Linked DNA regions of Homo sapiens: region 1 is linked to region 2. A link is a contact called in ENCODE Hi-C or POLR2A ChIA-PET data. All regions are on one chromosome and are shown on one strand. The core of a region is the stretch at or near the end of the contact, and the rest is flanking DNA. Distances in the headings are between cores, read along the strand shown.

Region 1 (7,618 bases), core at 930-3,429, 36 kb after region 2:
TTCCAGATCTAAGTCAGTTTACAGACACGGGACCCACCACTTGAAGGGGAGGCCAGATCCCCTCGAGGAAGGACCCTGTAATGCCATCACAAGTATATGTGATAAATCATTTCCTGATCCCTTCCCAAAGAGTCCTGCAGCCAGTTACTTGATAACTGCACTGGAAAAGGAGAACAATCAGACTTTTAGAGGAATTCTGGACAGGGGGGTCTGAGCTGACACTGATACCAGGGAAGCCAAAATGCCACTGGGGCTGTCCAGGTAGGACTGAGGGCTTGTGCAAGGCAGGAACTGTGGGGTGGTAGCAGGAGTGGACTCTCTCACATCATGCCCACGGTCTCCCTGCAAAATGGGGTCATAATAGTACTGTCCTCATAGAATTGTGAGAACTCAATGAGATGCTCATGAGAAAAGGCCGCATAATCAGCTTGGCCAGTGAGATATATATATATATATATATATATATATAGAAAGAGAGAGAGAGAGAGTTATATATAATATTTTATTTATATTTTATATAAATGTGTATATATATATATATATATATATATATATATATATATATATATTTGCTTTGTAGCTTTGCAGTAAGAAAACTGGTCCATAAACCATTCACAGAAAAGCCAGAAAGTTAAAGAAATACTGGGCCAACAGTCATCTTAGTTTGCCAAATGAGGGCACCACCCTCACACCCAAAGTTTCCTACAGGAAGGAGCCATGCCTTCTCCTCAGCCTTGCCCAGTAGTCCCTGGCTCCAGGCAGGCTCGGTCCTCTGCTCTCCAATCTAAGAGTTTGTTTTCCCTTGGCATCAGCGTGGAATGGCTCACACCTGACTAGGAATCAGGTGCTGGGGGCCCACCTCCTGGTTTTCCCCCAGCCAGCTGCATGATGCTGGGAAAGTTCCTCACCCCTTCTGGGTTCCTCAGTGTAAAATAAACAGGTAGATCAGAGGCTCACCAAGGCCTCTTTCATGCCCAGAACCTACAGACTTACCTAGGCCAAACCCCAGTGAACGCATCTTTGAGATCTCAGCATCTCTCAATAGAAGATGGGGTGAGCAAATCAAGAAGTTCAAAGAAACTAACCGTAGTTATAATTGCCTCCTTGCAAAGACCTTCAGAGTGTCTCAACTTACCTAACACGAATGAACAAATTGTTCCTGCTAGTGGATACCCCGCTAAGTTCTTGAGTACACACAAGCAGAGCAGAGGGGCCCTATGGGACGTTTGCTGTGGAGCCTCCGCTGTACAGTCCGTTTCCCCCCAGGAGACTTTAGCACACCTCGTTTCTCCCTTTCAGTCTGTGCTTTCAGCCGCCTTTTAATTCTTCAGCAACCCTGAACGTGCTGTTTGTGTCCTCATTGTGGTGCTGTTTGCCAGCCAGGCAGGCAGGGAGGTTCGGGGAGAGCCGGAAGCCACGGATGCCCCAGCGAGTCATGCTGTCAATTCTGTGCCTCAGTCCCGTCTAACCAAGGATAAGCCAGTACCTTGGCAGCCCAAGAAGGCAGTCCTTAGGCAGACGTCTGCTGCCCGCAGGAAACTCTCAGAGCAGCCACGCTCTCCTCTCAGACTTTTGGCAGAGCCCCCGCCATTTCTTCATGTTAATAATGAAGAAAGAAAACCCCTCAATGAATGTGCAGTGAAATGAATCTGCAATTAACTTTAAATAAGCTTAAAATCCCATCGCAATGCCCTCCCTTGGTATTTTTATGGGAAATGGTTTTCAGTAGATATGCACACCATAAAGATCCTGAAACGTACGACAGACAAAATCCTCTTAGGCATGCTAAAGGGTAATTTGGTTTTTCTCAAAGCTACATTAAAAAAATAATAATAAGGGATAGAAATAAGCCAGCTTTTAAGAAAATATTAACGGTTAACCTATAAACCATCCCCCAAAGCAATCTCCCTACTCAGGAAATTTAGCGTATGGCTTTAAAAGCTTAACCCTTTTGCTTTTTCACATCTTTATGCATCTCTTACTTAAGCGGAATCACTTAAAATCTCTTATCACAAGGGGCTTAAGAAGGCCTTTTCTTATGGATCTAAAATCAGCAACAACCCTTAGGCCAGGGGGGTCATCCTTTTCGGGGTCTGCCCGGCTGCAGTTCAGCCCCACCAGCCTGGGAGCTGCAGGCCTGACTCAAGAGGAGCAGCCGCTCCAAAGCTACAGGAAGCCCTTTTTCTTCCCAGGCCTCTGGGACAGTTTCCAGCTCTGGTTCCCAGCCCACTGTCTGTCCCCTCCCCCTGTCTGATCCCAGGCCAAACCTTGGCTCCAATAATAACAAAGAGGCCCAGAAGATGAAAAGCTGAAGTCCTTTCCCTTCCAGCTGAAGCCAGGTGTGATGCTGGCAGGGAGAGGTTCCAAGCTTGGCCAAGCCAGATGAAGGCATGCTAAAGCAATAACCCAAAAACGAGCCCCACATGGGGCCGGATGCCCAGACCTTTCACTTATTTCACTATAAATGAGTTTCCTGGGGCAAAGTAATTTCTTTCTTCAAAGAAAATCGCAGTCAAAGGCCAAAGAAGAAAAGGCGGAGCGCAAGAGGGAGGAGGTGAACTGGGGACCACAGAAAGACAGCAAGAGAGGAGCCCCTTGGTGGATATTCATTCCAGGGCTTTCCAGAGAGCTCAACCAAGCCCATAAAGAACTCGCTGGCCTGTAAATGGGCACTCTGATGTTTGCAATGATCAGCCCCAGAGTTTTGTCCAGCCTTTGGCTGACAGTGTGTTTCTCAGCAGAGAGACAAGCTGTTGGGATGTTTTTCTGACCTCCCAGAGAGCTGAACATCCTGATGCCCTAGGGACTGGCAGGCTCCCCAGGGAGGTGTCCAGATCCTAAAGAAAGACTGGAAGGGTGGGTGCAGACTGCAGGCTAGATTTGAAGGCTTCTCTCTGATCTTCCTTAGCCCTTGGTGGCTGCTTAGATATAGGGACTTGAGAAGGCAGCCTCCAGCCCTGCCTGCAGGAAACCTTCAATCTGATTTTATAATCTCAGGGTGACCTATATTTGAGCTTCTGAACCCAACCTCAAAATGAAATCCAGATGCCATGCCAAGTGCTTCTGCCTGGTCATTTAGAGTGGACAGCGCTTCAGGTTAAATCAGACTTGTGGGCTGTCCATCAGCGTGAAAAAGGGCTGATGTTTACTATGGTGGCCAGAAATAGGGACATTTCTCCCATTGCCCTTGGATATAGCTCATTCAGGTGGGCACAGGTGGCCTGGCTGGTGGCTGCCCCACTTCCCAAAGCCTGGATCTTGAGCCGCTATCTGGAACACAGCACACTCAGCTCCAGATCAACCACCCAAGCCCTCTGGTGAGCATCAAGCTCTGAGGCCCTTTGATATTTAGAGATCAGTTGCGCGGGGCGACTGAGAAGAACTGGACTCTGAGAAAGGGTGAAAATTGAAAGAATGTGGTGCTGGCGAATCTGTGCCTCGCTCCTTTCCATTCCCACCTCCTTGCCATGTGCCTCACTGCCCACTAGAAGCCAGGAAGCTAAAGAATATCTCTATGTGACACTTCTCTAGCTCAGATGTGCACCAGACCTAGCTTTCTCCCAGCAGGTGCAGATTTGGAGGCTGGGACATGCATGGGTCTACTGCACCTCCTGGCAAGCACAGCCATGGGGGCATTTGGTTTTTCAGCAGAGGGTCCCAGAGAGTCTCTGGCTCTGTGAGTGGAGCCTCAGAGAGGCTGGGGTGGAGCCTTGGCTGAGTTGGCAGGGTCTGCAGCAGGGCAGCATGGACCTGGAGCCAGAAGTTGTAGTGAGGCATCCCAAGCACAGCAGAGGCAGTAGCGCCTGAGGTGGGCCAGTTCCTCTGTGTTATTCTAGCAGGCATTTATGCTGGGTCATATGTGGAGAGTGACAGCCATCCGATGTACCTCCAATTCCTTCCAATCTTTTTTTTTTTTTTTTTTTTTTTTTTTTTGAGACAGGGTCTCACTCTGTTGCCCAGGCTGGAGTGCAGTGGCACGATCTCAGCTCACTGAAACTCCCAGGTTCAAGTGATACTCCTGCCTCAGCCTCCCAAGTAGCTGGGACTACAGGCACCTGTTACCATGCCTGGCTAATTTTTGTATTTTTTTAGTAGAGACAGGGTTTCACCATGTTGGCCAAGCTGGTCTCGAACTCCTGACCTCAGGTGATTCATCCACCTCGACCTCCCAAACTTCTAATCCTTTTATAAAAGCTAGACTTCCTCTTTGAAATCCCTTTCAGCCTGAGTTAGCTAGGGTGGATTCTGTTGTCTGCAATTAATCCCCAAATGAATCAGAAGTAAAGGGAAGAAAGCATTTCATAAAGGAGTAGCCACTCTGTCAAACACTGCAGAGACTTTAAGAGGAGCATAGGAAAGCATCTTGGATTTGTCAGCATGAAAGTTATTGGTAACCCTGATGTGCAGGATTTCCGTAGGAGGCTGGAGAGTGAATGGGAAGTGAGCAAGATGAGACAACCACTGGAGAAAACTCTTCTGAGAAGGGTTGCTGAGATGCAGAATAGAAAATGATGCAACAGCTAGAGGAAAATGTGGGCTCAAGGAAGAGTTTTTTCAATATGGGAGACTTTGGAGCATTTCACCTGCTGAAGGGATGCTGCAGAAAGAGAGGGAGATAAATAATGCAAGGAAAAGGGGATATCAAAGGAGAAAAGTCTTTAACCGCAAGGAAATAGGATCCAGAGTGAGTGGAAGGGCAGGTCGTTAAAAAAAAGAAAGAAACTTCTCCATGGTAACAACCTCTTGGCATTCAAAAGATAGAGCACAGACCAGCTGGGCTGAGGGCTTGCGTAGGGAGCTGAGAGGGAGAAGGAAGAAGAAATAAGAGGAAGCCAAATTGTAAAGAGCCTTGGATGTCAAACCAAGGAATTTAGACCTCCTCCTGCAGACACTGGTCTTTGGAAACAAATGCTTTCGGCCAGAGGATGACGTAAGAACAAATATCCAAGGGAGACCCAAACCAAGTCCACAGGAAAGAAAACCATCACCAGCCTAACTGACCTGGTGTATTGCCAGTGTGTGGGCTGGCATCAGGACAGGGGTCGAGTTTTGGATTAAGGAAAGGGCAGCATGATGAAAAGAGCTCCAGCTTTGGATTCAGATAAATCTGGGTTCAAATCCCAGTGCTATTAAGCTGTGAAACTTGGGGAAAATTATTCAACTTTTCTGCACCTCTTCTGTAAAATGTGAAGAATTCCTCCTGGAATGAATGTTGTAAAGATTAAATGAGATTACATACCTGGTCTAGTAAATGCTTAATGAATAGTAGCTACTGAATCTGAATTCCTGGAAAAGGCACCTGGGGTCTACATTTTTAACACCCTCTATGAGGTGACTCCACTGTTAGGCTGTGGGGCCTACACAAAAAAGAAAAGCCCAGAAAAACTTGTCTTGGGCTTTTCTCATGACTTGGTAGATAGTAGGTGGTCAGTAAGTATTTGTTGAGTAATTAGATAAATAGATAAACAAATAATAAATAGAATATATATAGATAGAACTGGCTGTAAAAATTTATAGTCTCAATTTGGAACATTAAAATTTAGAATGTTGGTCCAGTGTGGTGGCTCACGCCTGTAATCCCAGCACTTTGGGAGGCCAAGGCGGGCAGATCACAAGGTCAGGAGTTCGAGACCAGCCTGATCAACATGGTGAAACCCCGTCTCTACTAAAAGTACAAAAATTAGCCAGGCGTGGTGGTGTTTGCCAGTAATCCCAGCTACTCAGGAGCCTTAGGCAGGAGAATCGCTTGAACCTGGAAAGCGGAGGTTGCAGTGAGCCGAGATCGTGCCACTGCACTCCAGCCTGGGTGACAGAGTGAGACTGCGAGACTCTGTCTCAAAAAAAAAAAAAAATTAAAATGTTAGTCTGGCATGGTGGCTCATGCCTGTAATCCCAGCACTTTGAGAGGCCAAGGCAGGTGGATCACTTGAGGTCAGGAGTTCAAGACCAGCCTTGCCAATGTGGTGAAACCCCATCTCTACTAAAAATACAAAAATTAGCCAGGCGTGGTGGCACACACCTGTAATCTTAACTACTCGAGAGGCTGAGGCAGGAGGATTGCTTGAACCCGGGAGGTGGAGGTTGCAGTGAGCCGAGAAGGTGCCTCTGCACTTGAGCCTGGGTGACAGAGCAAGCCTCCATCTCAGGAAAAAAAAATAATAACAATAATCAGGCTCTTAAGGGCTTGGAGGCCAGATTGTGCCTCCTCCAGTTTCATCTCTTTGGGCAATTGGTAGATTTCCCCTGGCAGCCAAGCCTCCCTCTAGGAGGGCCCTGATGGCTGCAGGGGACTGTTGTTTTCACTTTTCAGTGAACATGACATTTTGAACCCAAAGCTGGAATATTAACAAAGTCTGCATACAGACTGGAGATCAAAATGACCTGAAATTCAGGCTCAATCTGGAACAGTAATTGTTCCTGCAGTTATTTTCTGCTGACTGCTTCACAGTGTCAAAGAATCTTAAGGAGGGTGGGGATACCTTTCAGATGAGCTCAAACTAGTTGGATTCCTCTGAGGCCTGGGATAAAGTTTCAAAATATTTTTCAAATTGTGTTTGCCTGCAGCAGTTCAGTGTGATAACAATTATCATATGTGTTGGAATCCTAGCAAGTCCATAAACGGGCTCTGTGACCTTGGGCAAGCTGCTTTAATCCCTCCAGACATCAGTGTTCTCATCTGTAAACTGGGTCAGGCGTGACGCCTGCTCTGGGAGAAGTGTGAGAAATACGAGAAACGGCGTCGAATCCCTTGCCGGGGCCCTGACACGCGGTAGCTGCTCTGTCCATGCTAGTGTCACCCTCCCACCCTGACCTTCTTCCCAGGAGCCTAGAGGGGTCAGGACAGGTTCTTCTCAGAAGATGCCCACCACTCAGAAAAGTTCTCTTGCCAAAGTTTTGTCCCTACATAAATTCAGCAAGGAAAGACTCCTCTGATGCTCAGAAGAGCAACCCTTTCTGTATCCTCACCTTGGGTAAGAGTAAGTTCAATATCAGCCCCTTGCTTTACAGGAAGAGAGACAAAGGCATTGTAATTTAAGTTCCTTTTAGGGCTACAAGATAACAATCAACATTTGCAAAAAGCACTGACATATTAATTTTTTAACCTTCAGGGATTATCTTTTCCTACAGTAAATGAACTACACAGTAAGTGTATTTTCTATACACAGAATTTCTACACAGTAAGTGAACTCATTTATTTTTCTTCCCTGAAAAGGCCTCTTATCCTTGGAATGAAGAATGCAATGCAATTCCCTTCTAACCCATCTCATTCCAGGATCCCCTTGGGGACATACCTCCGCACACACTGCTCAGACCCCACTAGCATCCATCCAAACAGTGCGTGTTCTTTTTTAGGATACAGTTGTACTTTTGTCTTAAGAAATAGAAGTACCAGGATTCCTGAAAATGTTTTTTTAGACCATGCATAAAATCTCATATGTGCTGAACCACTGGATTTCCCAGCCCCCACATGCCCCCACATGCAAAAATATACCCTCATTAGACTGTCCTGTGCCCCCAGTTCCTCCACTATGGATCTAATCCTTTGGGTTAAGCATGCTTTTTTATTTGGCTCCTGGGGAGCTGGGGAGTCCTAGCTGCTAATGGCAAGGTAGTAGGA
Region 2 (7,674 bases), core at 4,968-7,467:
GCCTAGGCCTGTCCAAGCTGCTTTACATGGCTCTCATGGCCCACTGTGGCGTGGCCACTGCCTTCCAGCTTCAGCACTTACCTCTGTGGCCAGGTTGTGCTGAACTACTCTGAGCTTCCAGCAGCATGCGCCAGACAGTCCACAGAGCCCCAGGTGCCTGCCATGCCCGGAGCATCCCTGTGTGTCAAGCGGCTATAGATCTCGTGGCCACCAGCAAATGGACCAGGATCTCCACCCTGGACTTGCCTCCTATGTCATCCCCTAATCAAGTCAGGGCACTTCAATTGTATGGTGACTCCCCATCCCTGACCAGGGTTGCTCTCTGGGTTTGGAGGATTGGAGCAGGATGTCATGGAAACAGGATACTGGGAAGAAAACCAGGAGAGAAGCAAATGCAGCATGGATGGCATGGGAGGCAGAAGCTTCCTAGAATCGACAAGATGGCCAGTCCACCCCATCAGCCCCTTCCACATTGTCTACAGAGGCAATAGGCCACTTTTTCAATCACGCATTTTGTTGTTGTTCTTGTTGTTTGAGTCAGGGTCTCACTCTGTTGACCAGGCTAGGGTACAGTGGCATGATCATAGCTCACTGCAGCCTTGGTGATTTATCTACCACTATATAGTAACTCAGCTCTGCTTCCAAACTGAGATTTTTGTTTCTGGCATAAACTGGGTGTTATTTTTCAAGGATGTATTCTTATCACCAGATGGGGTCATTTTCTATTTTATTCAAGTCAATCGATAATGAAAAATAAATAAAAACAAAGGACTGAGAAGGCCGTTTTCTTTTTTAAATCTCACTACTTTTTTGGAAGAAACTAATCTATTCCCACTTCCCCTCCAGTCATCACCACCAAATTAATCTTTTTATTTTTTTGATAATGTAGACATATATATAAATAATATAGGTTATATACATTCACATATATTTTAACCAAAATGCAGTTATGCTACATCTTGCTGCAATTTGCTGTTTTATCACTTAACATTTAAACTTTATCTGTGACCCTTTCCAAGTGGGTGCCTCAGGAAACCCACTGCCTCATTCTAATGCCAGCTCTGACTTCTCACAGCTGTGTGACCTCGTGCAGGCTAATAACCTTTCTGGGCCTCTTGTGCATCATGTGGATGACAACATTGCCTACTTCATAAAGTTGTTGAGAGGGTTAAATGAGGTGACATATATAAAACACTCACATCAGTGCCCAGCACAAGACAAATGCTCGGAAAACAGCTCTTACTACACAAGTCTACCTCATTTCTTTCAGAGACTAGAATTTCATTGCCTAGATATTCCTTAATTTATCTGACCCATGTTCTTTGATGGAAATTTAAACTTTTAGAAACTTGGCTCTTAAAATAAGCAGTAATACAGTGAATATCCTTGGACATATATCTTTATACATTTATGCTACAATTTTTGGAGGGTAAATTTCTGGAGGAGAGACCGCCAGATTATTCAGTAAGCACATTTTAGGTTGATACGTCTTTTACTAAATTTCCCTTCGAAGGTGTGTGGCACTTTACCAGCAGTGTGTGTGTGTTGTGTTCATTTCTTCATTCTCACCAGTTCTTTTTAACTGGACAAGCAAAAACTAATGCTGCATTGCTGTTTTCATTTACATTTCTTTAGGCATTAGTGAGGCTATCTTGTAATTGTTTCCTCTTTAATGAAGTGGTTGTATATAACGTGTGTGTGTGTGTGTGTATGTGTGTGTGTTGCCCACTTGTCCATTTTTGCTGTTTCTGATCAATTTGAAGGAATACATTCTATAGTGTGGACATTCACAGTTTTCCTGCTAGAATATGTAGCAAATACTTTCTCCCAGACTGTAATTTATGTTTTGATTTATTTAAGGTACCTTTGACAATACAGTTTGGGTTTTTTTCTTTTTAGGTGGTCCAATCTGCCAAACTTTTCTATTGTGGTTTCTGGGTTTGGTGTTAGATTAAGAAAGGCCTGGTCGGGCGCAGTGGCTCACACCTGTAATCCCAGCACTTCGGGAGGCCGAGGCGGGTGGATCACCTGAGGTCAGGAGTTCGAGACCAGCCTGGCCAACATGGTGAAACTCCGTCTCTACTATAAATACCAAAAATTAGCAGGGCGTGGTGGCAGGCGCCTGTAATCCCAGCTACTCAGGAGGCTGAGCAGGAGAATTGCTTGAACCTGAGAAGCAGAGGTTGCAGTGAGCTGAGATCACACCATTGCACTCCAGCCTGGGCAACAAGAGCAAAACTCCGTCTCAAAAAAAAAAAAAAGAAAGTCCTTTTCCCCACCACTACCCTCCCAAAACACACACACACACACACACACATATACAGTTTGTTAATAATTTTAATGTGCAGTTCTTTAATTTATCTGGGACTTCCTATTGTGCACATTACAAGGTAGATGCCCGATTTTATCCTTTTGCATGTAGATAGTGATTTCTGCCATAGCTCAAAGTGTCTCTAGACTCCAAGTGGCTCCCCTATAGGACTAAGGCTCTCTGAACTTGAGTCGGTCTAGCCTGGGCAGGAAGGTGGGCTGCCGAGGAAGCAGTTCCCTCCCCCGTCCTTCCTCCCTTTCCATTTATTGTATCCAGCGACAGCCAGTGTTGGAGGCTCCTCCACTCAGACAGCAGGGGAGCAAGAGGGCTGCCGAGAGAGCTGTGAACACTACATCACTTGAACACAGCATTACGGGAATGGTCAGAGCCTGAGCTACAGTTGTCCTGGGAACGCAGTAACTTATGTGCCCAGAGAAATCATTTTCCTGGAAGATGCATTTTAGGCAGCACGGAGGCTCAGGTGACCCTTATATCATCTGGTCACAGGTTTCTGTGGATTTACACATGCTGGCTTCCCACAACAGAAAGAAATCTAATTACCGGTGGAATAACTTACAGGTAAGGGGACCTCCAGTGGGCGCCCAGCCTGGCTGTAAATCCTCAGAGCTAGATCCTGAGGAAAGTGAGCTGGTGCTCGGACCTGGACACCTCGCAGCTCAGAGGACAGCCACCACCTCGAACCCGGGGCTGGGTGGGAGAGCAAATGGGTGGCAGAGCACATGTGGGTTTCCAGGGCTTGGAAAGGTAAAGAACATCAGACTGGGCCTCCAAATGCCTGGGCTCTTTCTGCTACTAACTGCCAGGATGACCATAGCTTCTCATTTAACATATTTTCTCAGTTTCCCTGTGCTAGATTATTGGTTAGCAGGTATTAAGCCACATCCCAGGGGCCATGTGATATACTTTAAATACATATCCCCAGTTTGCACAACAGCCCTGGAAAATGAGAATTAGGATTCCCATTTGACATATGTAGAAACAAGATCCGAGAGGTCAAGTGGATTCGTTCAGAGTGACTTTGGAAGAAAGTGGCAGAGCTAAAATTGCAATCCTCTCACCCAAGCCTCACACTGCAGCGTGTTCCACAGGATCCATGTTTGTGAGTGTGGTGGGCAGGGCCCTGTGCTGCTGGGGGACCTTAGAATGTGCATGAGGAAGCTTCCCTGGGCCTCTCACAAAGACCTTGGGGTGACTCCCAGGACTTCTCCCTTCCTTGGCCTCGGCGTGGCCTTCGCTCCAGTGACACGTATACAAGGCAGCCGTGGCCTGGTCTGCACAGTTGCCCGGCATCCTGCTCCAAGGCCTTCTGCCATGCCAAGAACCACATCCTTCTCTGGCTATGCGTAAAGATGAGAGGGCCGGGCACGGTGGCTCATGCCTATAATCCCAACGCTTTGGGAGGCCAAGGTGGGCAGATCATGAGGTCAGGAGTTCGAGACCAGCCTGGCCAACAAAGTGAAACCCTGTCTCTACTAAAGATACAAAAAATTAGCCGGACATGGGGTCATACGCCTGTAATCCCAGCTACCTGGGAGGCTGAGGCAGGAGAATCGCTTGAACCCTGGAGGTGGAGGTTGCAGTGAGCCGAGATCGCGCCATTGCACTCTAGCCTGGGCTATAGAGAAGAGACTCCATCTAAAAAAAAAAAAAAAAATGAAGAGAGTACGCAGGCCTGCCCAAACAGCCCAAACATTGGCAGGGGCCAGGGAAATTGACAAATGGGGACCACATACCATGTGTCTACATGTGTGAGTTACCACTCAGGCTGCCATCTCATAACACATGATGTTCTGCTGCTACCTTGACCCACAAATACCTTCATAACAATTTTAAAGGATGAATAAAGTTGTGGTTTTTAGATACGACTGAAAGTCTTAGCAATATCAAAGATGGATTCAATTATTGTACATGTCTGTGCAGCCCATTGATGGATGGGCTGTTGATATTTGGATGAGTAATAAAATAGAGACATAATCCATATATTATTTCATATTAATATACACTTTTTGCCTTCATTTTAGCAAAGTCTTCAAGTACATTAATCCTTACAAAACTTTGTTCCATTGATAATAATTGTCAAAGATTTAAAAATAAAGTATAACTGTATTCAAAGAGAATAAACTGTGATTATACTTTTATTTTTTAAATATCTTAAAGTTATGTACAAATTGAATATTTTTCAAATATGATTTCAGCAAGTTATTTTTCTTCTAAAATATTCTAAATTGCTATAAAAAGCAAAATATAAATCATAATTAATGGATATGAATATTTTTAACCAAAGGTACTTAAAGCTGAAACAAACATTTAAAATTAGATATTAAATATTTTTATACAAATAAAAATTTACAATTCTAGTATTCAATATATGTTTGCCAATGTTACACTTTACACGTCACGTCTTGAGCTGCATACATAGTAATTTAAGAGTAATACGAATCATTGATTATTGCAAAATATGCCTCAGCATCCATATGCAAGTGTTGTGAATTCTGTGTTCATTCTTATCTCCAGAACCAGGAATTAGAACATGCAGAGAAGCAAGAAAATGAATGTTTGGCACTACTGGGAAACAATAATTTGTTATACAAGAATCTATTGCATTCAAGCTGAGAGGAAGGATTTGACAAACTCATTAATTTGCCTTTTCTCTTACCCAAGCACTTCTGCTCAAATTCTCCCTGTTCTCCGAAGCAGTGTCTCTGAGGCTGTTGGAGTGAACAACACACAGCCTTCATGGTGTTTGATGCAGTTTTCCAGGACCCAAGGCAAGAAATGTGCGGAAGGGTTTCCCTGGGGTCTGAATGGTCATAGTCATGAGAGCTGGTCCTTAGAGTTGCAGGTTGTGCTGGGCTAGCATTGAGCTTCAGATTCTAAGTGTCGAGGCAGCCATGCGTTCTTTAGTGTGTGTGTGTGTGTGTGTGTGTGTGTGTGTGTGTGTGTGTGTGTGTGTGTGTGTGTGATATGCAGGGGCCTCTAAAGTATAAAGTGCAAAGCACAAGCTCCTCTATTCAGTGGCTCCCAGTGGTGTGGAAAAACAGAGGGTTCAGAGGAGGGTTGGGGTCCCCAAGACCACACCTAGGTTTGACATTTCTTTGGAGGACTCAGGAGACTCAGCAAAGAGTCACACTCATGGCTATGATTTATTATACCAAAAAGATACAGCGCCAAATCCCCAAAGAGAAAGGCCCTTGGGGCAAAGTCTAGAGGAAACCAGGAATAAGTTTCCAAGAATCCTCTCCCAGGGAGTTGCACAAGACAAGCTTAATTCTTCTAGCAAGGAGTAGTGAGAACACATGTCAAATGTCTACCAAGGAAGCTCATTAAAGACTCTGTGCCCAGGGTTTCTGTTGCCACTAGAGGGGGAGCTGGTTACATAGGCACCCCTATGTCCAGCACATACCGCAATTCCAGACTCTCAGAAGGACAGCGCTGTTCCACATAAAGCATATTGTTGGGACAGCTTAGGCACAGTGAGCCATTCTTATTAGGGAATGGTGGAAACCCTCCTGAAATCCAAGTTCCCAGATGCCAGCCAAGGGCCAACCTTTCAAAGCAGGCCTTTCCAAGGAGATCAGTCTCAGGCAGCTATGGTGACTCTCTGAACAAGAAGTAACTGGGGTTAAAGGTGGAGGAAGGAGAGCCCTTTTAATTTCATCCACCTTTTAAATTCCATTTCCTGAGGCAGAGGTGAAAGCCGTTGGCCTGAGCAGAATGAGCATTGGAGACCAGCTTCTGGCCTCACACAGATCCATCCAAGCTGTCACGTGCAGTCTGATGTGTTCATTTTCACCTGGAATAACATCTGCTGTGTACAACGTAGACCGTAATTTATTTATCTAGTCTCCTAGAGGATACTAACAGTATGACAGCATTTTTATTAAGCAAACCTAAACAATATGCTGTTTAAGAACGTCATAGGTGGTTATTTTTAAATGCAAGGGAATTCAGAGTAACTCTTATCTGAGGAAGGGAGGGAGCCATGGGCTGAGATCAGAGAGGAGCACACAGTTATTAGTAATGTTCTTAAGGTGGGCAGTGAGTTCACAAGTTGACTTTATAATTATAGTTCAGGCCGGGCATGGTGACTCACACCTATAATCCCAGCACTTTGGGAGGCCAAGGTAGGTGGATCACCTGAGGTCAGGAGTTCAAGATGAGCCTGAGCAACATGGTGAAACCCCATCTCCACTAAAAGTACAAAAATTAGTCAGACATGGTGGGACGTGCCTGTAGTCCCAGCTACTCTGGAAGCTGAGGAAAGAGAATCTTTGAACCCAGGAGGTGGAGGCTGCAGTGAGCCAAGTTCGCACCATCGCACTACAGCCTGAGCAATAGAGGGAGACTCCACCTCAAAAAACATAAAATAAAATAATTATAGTTCATAATTTTACATAAGTGATGAATACATATGTTCTTTCAAATGTACCAAAAATATGCACTAAAGCATTTTAACTTTTTTTTTTTTTTTTTGAGACAGAGTTTTGCTCTGTGGCCAGGCTGGAGTTCAGTGGCACAATCTTGGCTCACTGCAACCTCCACCTCCCAGGTTCAAGTGATTCTCCTGCCTCAGCCTCCCGAGTAGCTGGGACTACAAGTGTGTGCCACCATGCCCAGCTAATTTTTGTATTTTTAGTAGAGACAGTGTTTCACCATGTTGGCCAGGATGGTCTCAATCTCTTGACCTTGTGATCTGCCCACCTTGGCCTCCCAAAGTACTGGGATTACAGGTGTGAGCCACCGCACCCGGCCGGCATTTTAACTTTTTAAAATTTACCATCTGGGTAATGGTGAGGTGCCCTTCCTAACTATGGAATTCTCAGGGCTGGCTACCATCAAAACTAACAAACATTATAATTTAATTGACATAGAAACCCATTATCATCTCCAATCAAGTGACATCAAGCTTAATATTTTTTATTACTGGCTGCTCATTTTTCTCACTGAGGATCTCATTTTGTGAATGAATTCAATTTTGTGAATCAACTCAATTTTATTACTCAATATTTTATTGTTTAATTCTTAGGGGAATAACATTATTTCATTTTCAGTATCTTTATTTTTACAGTTATGCTTTATTTATGATAAATGACTCTGGTCTTCTATTTATGGTAGAGATGCAAATGCTTCCTTTTAAAATAAGTTTACACAAGCTAAAAGTTGAGACAAATTAAATACAAACATTAATCAAATGATAGCACAAGCAGTATAGGAATGTGACGATAGTTGTCAAAGAGTTGAACGAAAGTGCTGGACAACACTGGCTGGTATGCAAATATCTAGCATCCAAGTTATCTTTGCTAGATCCAATGGGGGGCCAGAGAGTTACAAAGATGTGTATG

Evidence for each region. A loop is a pair of places that touch in the nucleus more often than their neighbours do. ChIA-PET counts read pairs that join two places held with the same protein, here RNA polymerase II (POLR2A). Pooled maps may share reads with other maps.
Region 1: a map of psoas muscle shows a loop between it and region 2 (5-fold over the local background). The contact joins two enhancer-like sites. A Hi-C loop is called at or near these places in 2 of 168 maps with a recorded cell type or tissue (lower leg skin and psoas muscle) and 4 of 50 pooled maps. POLR2A ChIA-PET finds 5 or more read pairs at or near these places in 4 of 52 experiments (AG04450, BJ and activated CD4-positive, alpha-beta T cell).

Annotation. Positions count from the first base shown.
Region 1 is chr15:70,603,477-70,611,094 of GRCh38, forward strand. No RefSeq gene overlaps it. Among named protein-coding and RNA genes, the nearest start is that of SALRNA3, 8.3 kb to the right of the region's middle. Within about 2 kb of position 2,180, at least 12 of the 41 ENCODE cell types and tissues checked have a DNase peak (open chromatin) inside an H3K27ac peak, as active enhancers do.
Region 2 is chr15:70,563,639-70,571,312 of GRCh38, forward strand. It overlaps LINC02204 (long intergenic non-protein coding RNA 2204), which reads right to left. Exons shown (of 2, transcript NR_135691.1): 2 at 7,320-7,674. Among named protein-coding and RNA genes, the nearest start is that of LINC02204, 19 kb to the right of the region's middle. Within about 2 kb of position 6,218, at least 2 of the 41 ENCODE cell types and tissues checked have a DNase peak (open chromatin) inside an H3K27ac peak, as active enhancers do.